Regions from separate parts of the Homo sapiens genome. Here region 2 is linked to region 1. A link is a loop called in an ENCODE intact Hi-C map of the cell type or tissue named here. Cell type or tissue: chondrocyte. All regions are shown on one strand. Each heading gives the region's core, and the rest is flanking DNA. Links, peaks and the distances in the headings are about the cores only.

Region 1 (9,019 bases), core at 737-8,736:
GTAAGGAGTTCGAGACCAGCCTGAGGAACATACTAAAACCCCGTCTTTACTAACAATACAAAAAAATTAGCCGGGCTTGCTGGCACATGCCTGTAATCCCAGCTGCTCTGGAAGCTGAGGCATGAGAATCCCTTGAACCTGTGAAGTGGAGTTTGCAGTGATTCTAGGTCGCACCATTGCACAAGCCTGGGTGGCAGAGCAAGACCCTGTCTCAAAAAAAAAAAAAAAAAAAAATGGCTCACACCTGTAATCCTAGCACTTTGGGAGGCTGAGGCGGGCGAATCATGAGGTCAGGAGATCGAGACCATCTTGGCTAACAAGGAGAAACCCCGTCTCTACTAAAAATACAAAAAAAAACAAAATTAGCCAGGCGTGGTGGCAGACACCTGTAGTCCCAGCTACTCAGGAGGCTGAGGCAGGAGAATGGCGTGAGCCCGGGAGGTGGAGCTTGCAGTGAGCTGAGATCACGCCACTGCACTGCAGCCTGGGCGACAGAGCGAGACTCTGTCTCAAAAAAAAAAAAAAAATGTAATTGATGTAATAGTCCCAAAAAAGAACTTGGCATTAAGTTAAATTATAAAATCAGAAAGCTATGTAATTTAAATTTGTATTCAAAATCTGTATATTGGCATGTATATTCTGTGCCAGTTTATTTAAGATGTTACTGTATCATGAAGCTTACTTAAGGCATATAATCGTCTGCACTGTAAAACAAACTACCAAATTAATGTACTATCTCAAAGAATTAAACATATAACAATTTTGATGACCACCTAAATTTTAGAACAACTGTTTTTTTAAAAAACTTTTTACTATGGAAACTTTTATATATATAATATATATAAATTATATATGTTATATATAATATATATATGTTATATATAATATATATGTTATATATAATATATATGTTATATATTGTATATAAATTATGTTATATATAAATTATATACATTATATATAAAGTATAAATTATATGAATTTTATATATATATATTTTTTGAGATGGAGTCTCACTCTGTCACCCAGGCTGGAGTGCAGTGGCACAGTCTTGGCTCACTACAACCTCCGCCTCCTAAGTTCAAGTGATTCTCCTGCCTCAGCCTCCCTAGTAGCCAGGATGACAGGAGCCTGCCACCATGCCTGGCTAATTTTTGTGTTTTTAATAGAGATGGGGTTTCACCATGTTGGCCAGGCTGGTCTTGAACTCCAGACCTCAGGTGATCTGCCTGCCTTGGCCTCCCAAAATGCTGGGATTACAGGCATGAGCCACCATGTCTGGCCAACTATGGAAAATTTTAAACATACATAAAAGTAGAGTAGTATATGAATCATTGTGAGCTCATTAACAAAAGATAATTTCAGTTCACTTTAAAAATTGACGTGTGAAAGTTTGGACTCATACATTTTGTTTTGGTCTAAAGTTTCCTTGGCAAATATTCACATGGTTCCATTGACTCTGGCTCCTTTTTAAGATAGGATGCTTTTTTATTTTTTTAAGAGAAAAATTATTGCTCTGACAAGCTAATCAAAGATATTTAATTTTGGAATTTGGAGGAAAGGCATAAACCTAGTTTATTACAAAAATACCTCTTTTTAGTTTTCCTAGCCTTAAAGTAGGAGACAACCTCCCTCCCTTTACACAGGTTATACTTTCATATGGTATTTGCATAAAGAAATCTTGTTTTCACCCTGGCCTAAATATACATCCAATTTTCTCTGCACCTTTTAGGTAACTCTTTTTTAAGGAGGGTGTGTGTGTGTGTGTGTGTGTGTGTATGTATGCGTCCGCATGCATGTGCATGTGTGTACACGCATGTATGGATTTTCATGGTTTTTAAAATATAGACATAAGTACAAATACATTTATTTCCCCACTCTTCATACATAAGATACATAATACTGTATATATCATTCTGTATTTTGTTTTTAACGTTTATGTAGGCCATTCTGGAAATTTTGTTTCATACATAATTTTTTATATATATACAACTACAGTTCCATTGTATAGATGTACTATAGTGTATTTAACCAGTGATGTGTGTATGGTCATTCAGGTTCTTTCTAGACTTTTGATATACAGTCAGTACTGTAGTGAATAATGTTGCACATACATTATTCTTATGTATTGCAGGCATATCTGTGAGATAGATTCCCAGAAGTATGCTTGACTAGGTCAAAGAGAAATTTGCATTTGTGACTTTGATAGATACAAATTTCGCTTCATGGATCTTGCTTAATTATGAGATGTCTGTTTATAGCTTCATACCAGTAGAATATGTTATCAATTTTTTTTTGGATTTTTGCCAATCTGATAAATGAAAAATAACTTCACTAGTTTGGGTTTGCTTTCCTCTGAGTGAGACTGAACATGTTTTCATATGTGTGAAGGCCATTTCTACTTCTGTTTCTGGGACCTGTCTCTCATATATTTTTCCCTTTTTCTCTTGGGTTATTGGTCTTCATCTCAATTTTTCAGGAGCTCTTTGTGTATCAGGAAGCTAACACATCTGCTAAATGAGTTGCAAATATATTTTTCACCATTTGTACTGTCTTTTTACTTCACTTTTAATGTGTTTGTTTTGCCATCCAAAAGTTTTTTTTTAGCTTTATGTAGGTGAATATAATATTTTTTTCCTTTATGACTTGTAGATTTTGCATCAGAGTTATAAAAGCCTTTTTCATTTGAAGATTTGAAGGTGCCATGCTTTCTTCTAGTTCTTTTATGGTTTGTTTCACTCTCCTTCCCTTTCTTCCTTCCAGCATTTAAATATTTGATCCATTTGTAGTTTATTCTGGTATACAATATGAAGTATGGATGAACCTTTTTTTCTAGATTAGTTCCAGTTGTCCCAGCATCAGTTATTTAAAAGTTCATCTTTACCCCATTTCAGATGTTGCCTTTATCTTATTCGCACTTTCTTTATGTGTTAGGGTCTATTTTGGTCTTTCTGTTTTGTTCCATTGATTTCTTCATCTGTTGTACAGGTACTATCATGAAAGAACAAATAGTATAAAAATTCAGCCTACAAAAGTGGAATTAAGAAGGACTGATAGATGGCTTGCCTTGGTAATAGAGCAGAAAACCAAATTTTTGCCTGTTGATGAAATATATATGCAACTTAGGATCAGCATATGTAGAGAAGCATGAGGGAGCATAGCCATATTTGAAGTGCATTACTGGAGTGCCTAAGGGAAATTACCAAAGAGGCTGAAGGATAGATAGCTCCAAGTCATTGGTGGCCTTTTATGACACATTATGGAATTGGAATTTTATCTTACAAATAATGGGAAAATTTTAAGCAAACTAGTGAAATTTAAGATTATATATTAGAATGGGTTAAATGCTGAGTTCAGTGAACTCAGCGTGGGCTTCAGATTCCACAAACCCTATGAAATTTTGTTTCAGAGAGCACATTTGAGGCTTTCATTAGATTCTCAGAAGTCTTTCTCTCTCTCCCCCTCCCACCCTCACACACACACACACACACACACACACACACACAGGTGTGCATGCACATGCATGCCCAAAAGTTAAGAATACCTTCTTAAAAGTAAAAAATTAAAAACAAAGATAAAAAAGAAAAAAAGAATGCCTTCTTTAGAAAGATTTCTATGGTAACATAGGATAGGATACATTGGATGTGGTTTAAAACTAAAGATCGGTCACCAGTCAGGAAATTTTGGCATTAGTATAGGCGGAAGACGAATGGCACAGGGAAAAGTGAGCTTTCACTTAAGTTTATTATTTCTGAAAGGTTACAACCAGTTCTCATTGTTCGTAGTAGTTATGGTCTATAAATTCACTACAAACAATTAGTGAACACTGAACCTTGCTCCTAGGGGAAGTACAAGGATTATTATTATTTAAATGAGCCAAAAAACCCCTCTGTATATTGGCCTCTAGGTTGTTTCTTCCATTACAACAGGTTGAGACCTATTGGCTTAAAAGTGTGCTTGCACCAAACTAAATTTTTTGTACATCTAATTGTTTTAAATATAATCCTGATAAGCAGATTTTTAGCCACTGAGAGCCTGCCTACTTTGCAGTCCCCACAAAACTGCTTTGTACTCAACATCTATTAGGTATAAATAAGATCAAATCCCAAGGCTATAAAGATTCCAAGCTGCTGTTGCCCTTTGGAGCTCTTTGATACATAGACTCCCTGCTGGGTTGTCTAACATTGTCAGCTAGACATATAAGCTCCCTCTCCTACTCCCCTCTCCCCTGAGAGTCCCCTAGCCCTCCTCTTCTGGGTGATAGCCACTCCACCTCAGCTTCTGGCCAGTCCTGTTTGGGTAGTGGCCACTCTGCCTTAGCCTCTGGACAGTATGCTTTAAGGACATCCTCTGCCTGCAGATCTGTCAATGTCACCCAATAAAGCTATGCATGCTACTGCCACCTCGTGGTCATATCTTTTTCCTTGATCAGACCCCAGATCCTTCACATTTAAAATACAGTTAGGTTCCTACCAGCCTCTAGTCACATTTTCATCAGTCAGTCGATACGTAACCTTGTTTTGTGTGTGTTTCTGTTTAAAGACATATTGTTGATTCATTAACATTGAACTCACGGCTGACATTACTATAACTCATGCCTGAAGGAAGCTGGCCTAACACATGTACTTACTCTGCCAGGGACATTATAGCCTTCTTATGCTTACCAGCCCTAAACAGCACGTGAGCACTATGCTTAGGGATTATTTTAAACAGAAGAATCATCAACAAGAAGCACAAAAGTGAGAAAAAAGTGGCACCAAATAGGCTCTGCCCAGGATACTTGTTTATAGTATGAAAATTGAAACAAGAAGGCAAGAGAAAGCTTCACTGTTCAACCTCAGTTGGAGAGGTGCATGCATTAGGCGACTCAAATATCTCATTGCTCTGCGCATGTCTATGAAAGCACTAAGAGTATTGACTTTAGAGTTACAAATAAATTTTAGCAAGTAGAGAGATTTCAAGTATGGACTCCACAAGTAATGAGGATCAACTGTACCATCCAGTCTCTTTAATACTTCCAGTGATGAGCCCAGTCTCTCATGACAAACTTTTACCTTGCTGGGTAGGTAAAAGTTCAGGGTTTTTCTTTGTTTGTTTGTGACAGTATCTCGCTCTGTCACCCAGGCTGGAATGCAGTGGTACGATTTTGGCTTGCCGCAACCTCTGCCTTCTGGGTTCAAGTGATTATCGTGCCTCAGCCACCTGAGTAGCTGGGATTATAGGCGCCCGCCGCTCTGCCCGGCTACTTTTTGTGTTTTTTAGTAGAGATGGGGTTTCACCATGTTGGCTAAGCTGGTCTCGAACTCCTGACCTCAAATGATCCACCCACCTTGGCCTCCCAAAGTGTTGGGATTACAGGTGTTAGCCACTGCACCCAACCTGGATAGTTTTAATGGTTATATTGCACTACCCTCTGCGTCCTGTTATTTCTGGTCATAGATCCTAATTAGGCTTTCTGGACTCTTTCCCCCTTCAATATATTATTTGAATTCAGCTGTCTTATATTTACCTTTACCCCCTTTTTTTCCCCTCTAGCATAAATATTCCCAATTTCTTTGGAAACTTTTGGTTTGCTAAGCACCTCAATTTAAATGAATGGAACTTATTGTTACAAACTAACATTTCCCCTTCTTCTTACACCTCCCAATAAAAACTGTGTCCTCTGTATTCACACTGCCTCACTGTAGTCTACACCTTCAGTTCCAAGTAACTCAGATTTGCCTGTGGGGGATGAGGCAAGGAAAAGGCTAAAGATAGATAACTTTAAATATACAGAGAGATTACTTTTTTTTTCCCTTTCCCTTTCCCTCCTTCTCTGTCTCTCTCTTCCCATGTCATCTTTGCTGCTTCGTATGTTAGCTTCATTCTATAACAGATTTTCTCAGTGTGGTGGAGAATATGGCCATTGAGGGCTCCAGATTTGTATCTTCTGCAAATCTACAGAACTACAGTAGAAACAAGGACTTTTCTCTGTCAGTGTCCATGTGTCAATTTAGGGAAGAACTCAGGTACTGTTTGGGTCATATATATAGCCCTGGACCAGTTGCTCTTGCCGGGGGTATGGGAAACTGATTAGCCAGCTTCTGTCATCTGTAGTGACATAAAAGTAGTGACCCTTGATAGCTTTTCTAGTACCATGTGGATTTCTAGAGAAGGGAATATTCCCAGAGGAAACAGGGGCACCAAACAACAAATATCAAGTATACATGTTAAGACAGGTTTTTTTCTTCCCGCTATGTTTAGGGCCAGTAAGAGGTCTCTTAAGGACAGTCAGTGTGATTGAAGGGTTATACAGTTTTCAGCTTTGAACAGTATTGGATCAAAATTGATTTTGCTTTTAATATTGACATCTATTATTGCTCAGTGATGGATATACTGCGTTGGTGGGTATATTGTAGCAGATACTGTTACTTCTTCTTTTTATATGTTTAAAGTATTTCATAATTTTAATAAAATAGAAAATTAACTTTGCTTTGATTTAAGTTGGTGAATAATAACAAATATTTGGGTTATAATTTCCCTTTAGTATTAAGTTAGCTGTAGAAATGGTGTTGTATCTGACCTAGTAACCCATTTGACTTTTTAAAGATGAATTACTAAATTTTTTTAATGATATGAAAAAATGTAATTTGCTCCCTTTACCTCTTATCAATATATTTATGATACCATAGGTACCTGCAAGGTGTGGAGTTACAGTCCGAGACAGTCTAAAGAAAGCACTGATGATGAGAGGTCTAATCCCAGAGTGCTGTGCTGTTTACAGAATTCAGGATGGGTATGGTTTGTATGTGACGTGAAATTTTGTTTAAAAAGAAAATCACACATTAAACTTTGAAGTTTTCTTAGGATCTTTACCAAAACCTAGGGAATTGAAAGTGTACTTTAGGAAAAAGTATTAAAATAATACTAAGTTAGCCTGAAGAAATACTGTAGGCCATATGAGGAGTTAAATAATTGTATATGACTGTAGGGTTTGTTACTTTGATCAAATGATTTTATTTGGAATTTGAGATTCTTACAATTTTTGAACCATTCAGAGTGTGATTTATTTGGATAATAGACTCTTACCCCCCTCCCATTTTTAATACAAACTCATAGTTTCACAAAAGGTATATCAAAATTAACATTTTATATTGACCTACTTTTCTTTCAGAAAGTGTCTAACATTGTTCCAAGACCCTCACATTTTGAATCCTCTTTAAAAAAAAAAAAATTATTTTGGGGGCATGTTGTCCCTGTCCCTTGAGTACTCTTTTTCCTTGAATGGATAGATAAGTCCGTACCTGTGATTTTTTTTTTTTTTTTTTTTTTTTTTGGACCCCAGGAACAATCCATTTTCTGCTGTTGTAGGTCTTTTCTGGAGCTGACTTGAAGAAAAGAGTACATCTCTTTACCCTGCTGTTTGTCCAAGAGTGATACATTTATTTGGGGTAAACTTAAAATTAATTTATTGCCATTTAAATTTCTAACGATGGAATATTAGGGAGCCAAACCTCCCTCACTGTTACTAGCCCCTCGATAACCAATTTTCATATCTTCAGCATGAGGTATATGAATATTTTTAGGTGTAATAACCAAGAAAGGCTTGTGTCTACATTTTTCAGAGAGAAGAAACCAATTGGTTGGGACACTGATATTTCCTGGCTTACTGGAGAAGAATTGCATGTGGAAGTGTTGGAGAATGTTCCACTTACAACACACAACTTTGTATGTATCTTTACATTTTTTTTTGAAATGTCAAAAATGTTTAGATTTTAATGAATGAATTTTTATTTAGGGAATGTGAAATATGGATGAGTAATTTTGGAACTGACATTTTACCTGAGTTGAAATCAGTTGTTTTCTTTAAAAACTTGTATTTAAACAAGAGTTTAATTTTAATCTTTATACTTTCTTTTTAATTTAAAAAAGTAAAATGTATGCATTGTTAAAAGATAATTTTGAATAGTGCAGAAGTATGTCAAGTAAAAAAAGTGAAAATACCCTCCTAGAGGCCAACATTTGTTTAGATTAACAGATTATTGTTCTGTCTTCCAAACTTTTTTCTGTGTACACAAACGTGTGCTTGTACCTGTAAGCCTAAAGTTTTTTCCTTTCTTTTTTTCTCTCTTTCCTTCATTACTTTCTTTTCTTTTCCCTTTCTTAAATCAAAGTAGAGCCATGCTATGTGATATTCTTTGCCTTATTTTTTTTTAATTCAACAGGATGTCACGGACATCTTTTCATGTCAGTATACCTGGCTTTATTTTAGTATGACTATGTAATAATTCGTAAGAATAGGAATTCATTATATTTAACCATTTCTCTATTGATAGACATTTAAGTTTTTGTATTATAAAAAATCTGTTACATACAGGGCTAAACAAGGTCTTTCTGCATATATCTTGACACACTTGTACACACCCTTGTGTTTCTGAAGGATAGGTTAATGGAAATAGAATGGCTGGATATTAAACTCTCCATGAGGCTTTTTTCTTTGTCTGGTTTTTGCATTTGCTAGAACCTAGCATAAGCCTAAGGGTCACCAGCATAAGGCCCGGAATGTGGGACCTTTCCACCTTAGAGATGAGGATCTACATAGAACTTGAGAACTTATCCCCTAAAATGGCAGGCAGAAGCCAAAAGTTGTCTCTGAATCAGGAATACATTTCTTACTTTTCTCTATGTATGGAATTTTGGCCAGAGTTTTTTCTAGGTGGATAATTACTGCTACCCTTTAGGCGTCAAGTGTTTTCCCATGTGTCTTGGTGATTAATCCAGCTGGGCTCTTAAAGCAGATGATTGATTAGATTATTTCCTTTGGGGTTTATGCTTTCAAGCCTCCATTAGTAGTGAATAATGAAATCATGTTTGTGTTTCTGTAAGGCATTTTTTGGGAGAAGTGTAAGATACACCTAATGTCAATCAAATTTTACTGTGCAGCAAATAATTTTTTAACATGTTGAATTTTAAGTGGATAAATCTTAACATTTTTATTTAAGTTCTTAAGAATACAAATACAGTTGAGCATACATTTCAT
Region 2 (9,019 bases), core at 407-8,406, 420 kb before region 1:
TATTGGGGAAACTTTCCTCTTCCTCTCCCACTCAATACAAACCCTCTCTGAGACTGGAGCTCCCTCTACCCTCTACCTCCAGATATTCACAGGGACCTGTGGGGGTAAGGGGCTGGGGTGTGGACTAGGTTTGCATCTCAGAGAACATTTGGAAGCTGGAATTAGGGAGCTCTGGTCTGGTTCTCTTGTCCCCATCTCTTGCTGGTGATCCAGCAGAGAGAAGAAAATCCCTGTTACACTCCTCTGTTTGCTCTCATCAGAAAACTAAACAGTGGACAGGCTTAAAGATTATCCCACATCCAGGACTGGGAAGGCTGAGCTGGGACGGCCAAGACAGGCCTGAAAGCCAGCAGGAAAGCACTGCGTGTCTAGGGGAGATTGTAAGATTCAAAGGGCAAGGGCCACACCTATCTTATTCACTGTATCCGAGGCCCTGGCAATTTCTTAGGGCTCGGTCAATAATGAGCCCTATGATTAGGAGTATCCTCTCCATCATGTACCCCATGAAGTATGGGGACTAACATATGCATAGACAATCAACTGTTTGGAATTATCCACAGAGGATTTTGAGGTTTGGTTTGGTTTTAGCAACAAATGCACTTTTTTATCCTTGACTAGCCCATGGATAAAAGCCCATAATACCTTTAGTACTTCATCCTCAAGTTCCTTAAATTTCTCTGGGCCTCATCACTAAAATGATAAAGTTAGATTAGATGACCTCAAATGTCACTTCTAGCTATAAAATTCCATGATTAGATTAATAACTTAAAATGAATGTTTTTATTGACGGTTATAAATTCTGTTCTGTCTACACATGGGCTTAGAGTATATGCAGTAATTTACATCTGACTGTACTTTACTGGAAGCTAAAGTTCAAAAAGGAATTAGAATTGTGATTGGCTGTTTCTAGCCTGCTGTGTACACTGCAACACAGGCACAGAAATGATTCTTCAAGCAAGTCTTCTACACCAACCATTAAACTATTATTAATATAAGAACATATTCCTTACCACAATAAATCAGAAGGCTTCATTTAATGATTCTGAAATTTGGTAAAGGTCATTCCCAGCTTCACGGAAAATCAGTCACAAATGAAGATGTGTCGACGGAAGCCCATTCGCCATAGAGGCCAATGTGATGGGAAGCTTTGAATGCTAATACTCTAGAACATTCCAACTAGTACTAACATAAATAATACTCATATTGAAATGAAAATTGATCCTAGGATTTCTTTTTACATGGCCTTAGGATTTGGTGGCTTGTTCAGAGAGTGCCAACTCATTTGAATATTTGCCTAATTAGGAAGATAAATCTGCTACCCCCGCTGCCAGCAATCATGTCGTGCGTTCCAAAGCCAAATATAAATGCCTTTTGTATCACCCACTGTTTCAGATTATTCACCTCCCACGTCTGCATAGACGGCACAGAACTGACCCAACTGTTTCTCTTCTTGGCCTGTCCTCTGCTCTCTCATCAAGGCTTGGCTCTGCCACATAGACGAGAGTGCAGATGGCACAGAACAATTTTGAGGGCATGGGGTACAAGAAGATGCAAGGGGAATTAGGGTTTGATTAACCCAGAATGAGGAAATGTGATGGGCATGGAAATTCTCGGACCAGGTTCTGCACGAGGGGGAATGATCACATCTAATCCTGCTGGAAAAGCTGACTCACCACCCTGGACACAGAAGACAGCCCTGGTGTGCCTGAGTTTTAAGCAGCATCCATCTCTCCTCTCATGGTACAGCCTCCTGCATTCTCCCTCCTAGCCACACAGAACTCCTCTCTGCTGCTCAGACATCCCTCTGGCCTCCTCATTTCCATGACTTGATCAAGCTGCTACATCAATCTAGAAAGTCTTTGTTTCCCTCTTGTCTGGGAAGTCCCAGCCATTGTTCAAGGCCTAATTTGAAATCCCATAAAACTCTCACCAGATCATCCTAACCTCAGCAAAATGATCTCTCCTCCCCATGTTTCATGGCATTTGATTTGCCCCAATGTGCCCTTTATTGAAGTGATTTGTTTATGAATATAGACACTTTAAGTTTTACACAACAGAGAACAGAGGCAGTATCTTGATATTTTATCCCCACAAATGCCTGTCACAGACTTTACATATAACTGTAGACTAGCAAGAGGCAGGCAAAAGAGAGTAGTCACCTTCTCCCAGTGCAATCTGGACCATACATCTTTTTAGAAGCATCAGAGAGGACTACTGCACCTAGGGGGACCAACTCCCCATGCCTGAAGACAGAAGTTATCCAACTTTGGCTAGCACAAAGGAATAATCTTTAAATCAGTAGTCTGAAATGGCAGGATAAGGATCTGCATTTTTGCAAGCCCACTCAGGTAATTCTGATGCTGGTGGTCCTGGGATCACTGTTTGACAATTCTGCCCTGGGAAATATTTCATGTGATAGGGACAGATGCACAATGAAGTCAAAGAGGTCGAACTTGGCATTGCCAGTTTTGCAAAAGGGAGAAGTACATTTTGATAGGGAACTCATGGGAATGAATAGGGCTCTCAACCTTCTTTTGACCAGCAAAAGTCCATGTCAAAGTGCTCAGGGCTCTATATAAACACCCAGCTCCCTGAAGGTATCTGTGCTACAAGGGACCTAAGACTCTTCCCTCACAAAACACATACCCCAGTGGGACATGGAAGTTACAACACCCCCAGTCTAGCTCTTAACAGGTGCCTGTGCCGAAATGCATAGGAACCCTGAGAAGGAGTAGCCCAAAATAGAAGAAGAGCTTACGGTGGACTATCACTTGGAGAAAGGTTTCCAAGGTTAATATGGAAAAATGGAGAAAATTTATTCTCAGAACAGTGCTCACGCAGCTGAGAGCAATAGAAATTCGACCTTCAGCAATTTCCTGGGTCACCCCCATTAGGCTTTGAGCTAATCCTGCACCTAACAACCACTCTCACATTCTTTGTTTGATTAAAGAAATGTCTTTCATGCCTACTATGTGCCAGATAGATATCATACCAGACATTGGGATTAAAAGATAAAAATGTATGTCCCTTGCCCTAGCATAGACAAGCACAGCAGTGAATAATTGTAACTTAAATAGTGTGCTGACAGCAGTGTTCACAGGAGAGACTCCCAATCTGCCTTGGAGAGAGGAGCAGGGAAGATTGAGGTTTCAATCGCAGAACTAACACACTTCTCCAGGATGACCACATTCGAATCAATGCACTCTCACTCCATCTGTTCCAAGTTACAAGAGAACTTTCCACCTAAGGGAGTGGCATCATCCACTCCCCTCTGGCTTTTAGGGAGGGCAGCTCACAGCTGTACTCAGATCATCTCCTCAAGCTTCTCTCAATCAGGCTGTGGTGCCTCCATTACTAATCTCCTGCTTCCTGAGTTTGGGGCATGACTGCTGGATCCCCAAGGGCTTTGTAGCAGGGGGCTCAGGGCTCCTAATGGGACACAGCCCTGCCTGCTGGTAAAAGTAGGGTGGCTGGAGATCCATGAACACCATGGAGCCAGGGAAAGCTTTCTGGCAGGAGAAGAAAGCTACAGAAAGAGGAAGTAAGGAAGCTGAGCCTCTAAGGTTACATGGGTTTATTGGCATTTAATTCATATTTTTACTTCTATTTCAACTAAGAATTAAAATGTATAGAAAAAGCAATGCTGTGCTTGTGTGCTGCTGGATTTAGTTTGCAACATCACTGATCATTTGAGAAATGCAAATCAAAACCACAATGAGATACCATCTCACACCCGTCAGAATGGTAATTATTAGATAGTCAAGTAACAACAGATGCTGGCAAGGTTGCAGAGAAAAAGGAATGCTTTAACACTGTCGGTGGGAATGTAAATTAGTTCAACCATTGTGAAAGACAGTGTGACGACTCCTCAAAGACCTAGAACCAGAAATACCACTTGACCCAACAATCACATTACTAAATATATACCCAAAAGAATATAAATCTTCTATTATAAGGATACATGCATGCATATGTTCATTGCAGCACTATTCACAATAGCAAAGACATAGAGTCAACTCAAATGCCCATCAATAATAGACTGGATAAAGAAAATGTGGTACATGTACACCATGGAATACTATGCAGCCATAAAATGGAAAGAGAGCATGTCCTTTGCAGGGACATGGATGGAGCTGGAAGCCATTATCCTCAGCAAACTATTGCAAGAACAGAAAACCAAACACCGCATGTTCTCACTTATAAGTGGGAGCTGAACGATGAGAACACATGGAAACATGGGTGGGGAACATCACACACCAGGGCCTGTAGGGTTGGGGGTGGCAAGGGGAGGGACAGCATCAGGAAGAATAGCTAATAGATGTTGGGCTTAATACCTAGGTGAGGGGTTGATCGGTTTGGCAAACCACCACGGCACATGTTTACCTATGTAACAAACCTGCACATCGTGCACATGTGCCCCGGAACTTAAAATAAAAGTTGATGGGAAAAAGGAAAGAAAGAAAAAGCAATGCTGCCTAGGCTAGATCATGTGGTCAGTTATCTGAAGCCCAGCTAGTTGACCGTGGGAGAACTGCCAGTGGAGGGAGCCATGCCACTGTGCAGTTTCCACCAAGCAGCAGCAAGTCTCCACCTTGCAGATGCAGTGGCAGAGAGGGCCCTTCCAGCCCCCAGGGAGCAGGCTTTGCTTCCGTCTCTAAATAGGAATGCTGCAGAGGAGATACCATGTCAAATAGAAAAAGAAAACAGGAAATGGCTGGCACTGGGTGCGGAATTATTTTACTAAGCAAGTGTTTATTTTTCTGAGGCATCAGCAATTTTTTTTTCAGGTTACATACTGAGTAACTGCAATCATTGATTACATTAATGGATTGCCTCTGGAGAAGGAATCTAATTACATTTTTGTACAAATTGCAAAATGTAGATTAATTTCAAACTTCCTTGGCAGCCTTGTCGTGTTTTTTTTTTTTCTTCTCTTGAGCTCTAGGTCAGGAGCCCCAAAGCATGGCAAAGAAACCTGAACTTTGAGAAGGCTTTGTTTGTTCATTCAATAAATATGCACTGAGCTGCTTGCCTTCTGTATGCACCAGCTCTGTTCTAGGCGCTGGAAATGCAGAGGCAAACAGGACAATGTCTCAGTCCTCTTGGGAGTTCCCCAAGCTGTAAAAGAACTTCAAGAGAGAAAAATCCCAAATGTTCCTGAACCCATTTAAGTAGCTGCTGGGCTTTCCTTTCTGAACATCACTTAGGGCTTGGTGGCTCTTATCCAAAGGTTGTCCATTTCTTTAGCCCTGCAACAGAAATCTAAAAGAGTAGGAAAGTGGGAGGCCAAGGGAGGAGGATCACTTGAGGCCAGGAATTTGAGACCAGCCTGGGCAACACAGAGAGACCCTGTGACCTGCCTTCAAGGTTCAGCCTCTGCTGTCCTATGAGAGAACCTCTGAGCTGTCTTGTAATCTACAAAAAATAAAAAATAAAAATTAGCCAGGTGCAGTAGAGCACATCTGTAGTCCTAGCTACTGGGGAGGTTGAGGTGGGAGGATTGCTTAAGCTCAGAACTTCAAGACTGCAGTGAGCCATGACTGCACTACTGCACTCCAACCTGAGTGACAGAGCAAGGCTCTGTCTCAAAAATTAAAAAATAAATTTTTTAAAGAGTGGAAAAAGATTAAATAAGGGGGAAAGTGAAGAGGGTAACAAGAGAAGTAAGGAGTCTTTGGCCAAGTGGCACACCCACTGAAGACACTGATCTACTCAGAGATGGCAAAAGTAAGGTAACAGGACAGTAGAGACAAAGAAAAGAAAGAGAGAACTTTACAAAGGAGAAGTACAAGTGGCTGATAACCATTTCTTAAATTCAACCTTTCTTATAATTTCAAAAATGAGTAACTTTTTTTATCAATCAAATCAGCATATATCTTAAGGGGAAAAGGATTTTTCAATGTAGGTAAAATTTGGTAGGGCTATAAACTGCCTCAGTTTTTCTGGAAAGCAATTTGGCATTATATATCAAGAACCTAAGAAATGTTCATATCTTTGAGCCAGTAGTTCCAATTCTGGGCATTTATCCTAAACAAATTATCAGAAATATGATCAAAGATTTATGCACAAGGATTATCATTATAACATTATTATAATGGCCCAAAACTAGTTCAACATAAACATTTAACTTTAGAAGAAAGGTTAAGTAAATTATGTATACTTACATCGTAGAATATGATGAAGTAATTAAAATTATGTTTATGAAGAGTTTGATGACAAGGGAAAATGCTTATCATAGAATTATGAACAAAATTTGGGATACAAAATTATAAAGTATAATTTATGCCATGAAAAGAAATACAAAGAAAAACACAAAGGATATACACCACAACAGTAGTTTGTCTCTTTTTGTTGTTGGTGTTTGTTTTGAAACGGTCTCATTCTGTGGCCCAGGCTGGTGTACCGTGGGGAATTATAGATCACAGCAGCCTCAAACACCTAGGCTCAAACAATCCTCTCCACTATTTTTTTTTTAATTTTTCGTAGAGACAGGGTCTCACTATGTTGCCCAGGCTGGTCTGAAATTCCTGAGCTCAAGTGATCCTTCTACTTCGGCCTCCCAAAGTGCTGGGATTACAGGAATGAAACATCATGCCCAGCCTGTAATTTGCCTATTGATTATAGCATTTCAAGTGGTTGTTTCTGCTTTTCTTTTATACTATTCTGTTGATTTTTTTCTATAATAATTATGTTTCATCTTAATGATCAGGAGAAATAAAATAAGCCGATGGAAAACGCAAGAGAAAATAATAGGAAGGGAAACCATTAATGTAATGAGGAAGAAAAGGATGTTTCCCCTGCTCCATGGAACTGGGGATGGGGTAGGTGGTTACAGGGAAGGATTGAAACCAGAGACTTACAGGATTCAGAGGATGGGCAAATGCATGCTGCCAGAGTAGCATTCGGTGACAATGCCTGACCCAAATTTCCTCCCTCTTTTCAAGATTAGCTGGATTTACTGTTAGGTTTCCGTCTCCCTGACAACTCTTAAAAAATCTTGACCTGAGTCCATGGAATTTTAAGTCTGATTTGGTTCCATCATATTCAGCCTCCAATTGAATCCTACCTGGTCCTAGAAACTTCATACACTGACCCATGAAAAAAAAGTTTCACACACACACACACACACACACACACACACCACACACACACATCATTTTGCAAAAAAAATCCCTAGTCATGTAATCAAATTCCACCCCCACAACCAAAAAAAAAAAAAAAAAAAAAAGATAGTACTGACTCTAATCCATGGACTGTTCAAATTCTGTCTCTGGAGACTCCATCTCACTGAAGGAGATGAATTATAGTCTTGGAAAGCTTCTAAAAGGGGTGCCCCGTCTGTTCAGCACTTACCTTTCACTCAGTGAACTATAAATACTTAATGATGAGGCCAACAATGATGACGAAGTTGATCAATAGTAAGCATGGAGACAGCATTCCATTTCCACACCCCACCAGGATGGATGCCGAGCGAATGGAGGAAAATGATACAAGCCGGGGAGACAGCTGGCTGCTCCTCCACTGCTATCTTCATTCACCCATTGGTCACCCCTAGCTGGTGGCAGCTCAGTGCTCCCAGAGCAAGGGCTTAAGCTGTTATGAGGCTGCACTGGAGATCCTGACAGCCGATATGGAGGGCACCAGCCATCTCCTCAGCAGTGTCCTTTGGCCATGTAATTTTAATAAGCTCAACCTCAAGAAAGGAAAAGGGAGCCTGGGATGGTGTTGAATTATTCACAGCTCCAATCAGGGAAGGCAGAGGAACCCCTCTTCTGAGAGTAAGTGATAGCTACTCATTGATTTTTTTCCCCCTTCATGACCCCTAGATGAGAATCTAGTCTAAAAAAAAAAAGAAAGAAGAAAGTCTATCTTAAATCTGAGTTCGTGAATAATTAGTGAAGTTGAGAATTGTGTTTCAGTTGACATTTTTCTGAAGAGTAATTCTGATATCTTGGACTTGATTAGAAAAGGAAAAAAAAGCAAGGACCTTGGTATATTTAAATTTATTTAAATACAACATATATATGAAAACTATTTTTATGGATTAATGATCATAATCAAAGTGATCTTATTAAATAACACAATAAAAATGATGTGAGACCTGAAAGCCAAAAAGATACACGATTCATGCATTTATTAGATGCCTAAGTTGAATTTGCTTTTGAATGTGATATGTGTGTGCATGTGTGTGTGTGTGTGTGTACACACACCTTATTTCTTTGTATGGACAGAGAAATGTAAGCTATAAGAAAATATAGTTAATTCTTCCCTACACTTCAAGGAAATCTTGCTTTCTAGGATTTTTCTCATATTCCACACCCATAGTTAGTGCTGATAAATGTCTTCCTGGAGATAAAGACAGTCACTACGATCCTTTAAAGAGTGGGTTAGAAAACAGCCACAGAAGCTTCTTCAGGCCTTGTCCATACTCCTCAGAATCCCTGCTGTCCCCTAAAACACTTATGCAAGGGCAACTACCACCTTAGCAGGTGACCTCACCTCCCTATTTTGCGAAGTTCATATCCCCTGCTGAGAGTCTAGTCCAGACCCATTCTCTCAGAGCAGGAATGTCACAATGGCTCCTCACAGTCCGGACTCCGCCCATTCACATCCATCATGCCTGGCTGACAGATGCATTTCCTAAGACCTCCTAAAGTCATCATAAGGCTCATAGGACACGGCTCTTCTGTGAGTTATTTAACCTCTGTTAGCCTCAGTTTCCTCCTCTGTCAAACAGATATAATAATAATATTCACCTCATAGTACATTTGAGATTTCAGTGAATAAGGTATGTCAGGCACTTAGCACAGCCTCTGCACATCTGTCAGTAAGTGGTGATTATTGCATACGAATGCAAGCTCCATGAGGGCAGGGATTGCTGCTCTTCCATCTAATGCCTAGAACAGTGTCTGGTAAGTGAGAGAAACTCAAACCGTTTTACTTGAGTAAATGAGTGACGTATTTTAGGTTCCTTTCAGATGCCACTATTCCTGGCCAGTTATCCAAGCTAAGATGGTCG

What was found. A loop is a pair of places that touch in the nucleus more often than their neighbours do. Peaks named below come from ENCODE experiments on the same cell type or tissue, not always from the same donor. Only the 100,000 strongest peaks of a DNase experiment are listed, where the experiment ranks them.
Region 2: a loop joins it to region 1, with 9 times the contacts of the local background. A loop is called at or near these places in 21 of 110 quality-filtered maps.

The regions. Positions count from the first base shown.
Region 1 is chr7:140,806,648-140,815,666 of GRCh38, reverse strand. BRAF (B-Raf proto-oncogene, serine/threonine kinase) reads left to right here. Exons shown (of 18, transcript NM_004333.6): 4 at 6,672-6,775; 5 at 7,605-7,707. Among named protein-coding and RNA genes, the nearest start is that of BRAF, 110 kb to the left of the region's middle. In chondrocyte, for the core only: a CTCF peak has its summit at 4,409 (motif pointing left); no DNase peak of the experiment used is centred there.
Region 2 is chr7:141,227,223-141,236,241 of GRCh38, reverse strand. The region is part of intron 2 of TMEM178B (transmembrane protein 178B); the gene reads right to left. Among named protein-coding and RNA genes, the nearest start is that of TMEM178B, 160 kb to the right of the region's middle. In chondrocyte, for the core only: CTCF peaks have their summits at 4,346 and 4,546 (motif pointing right); no DNase peak of the experiment used is centred there.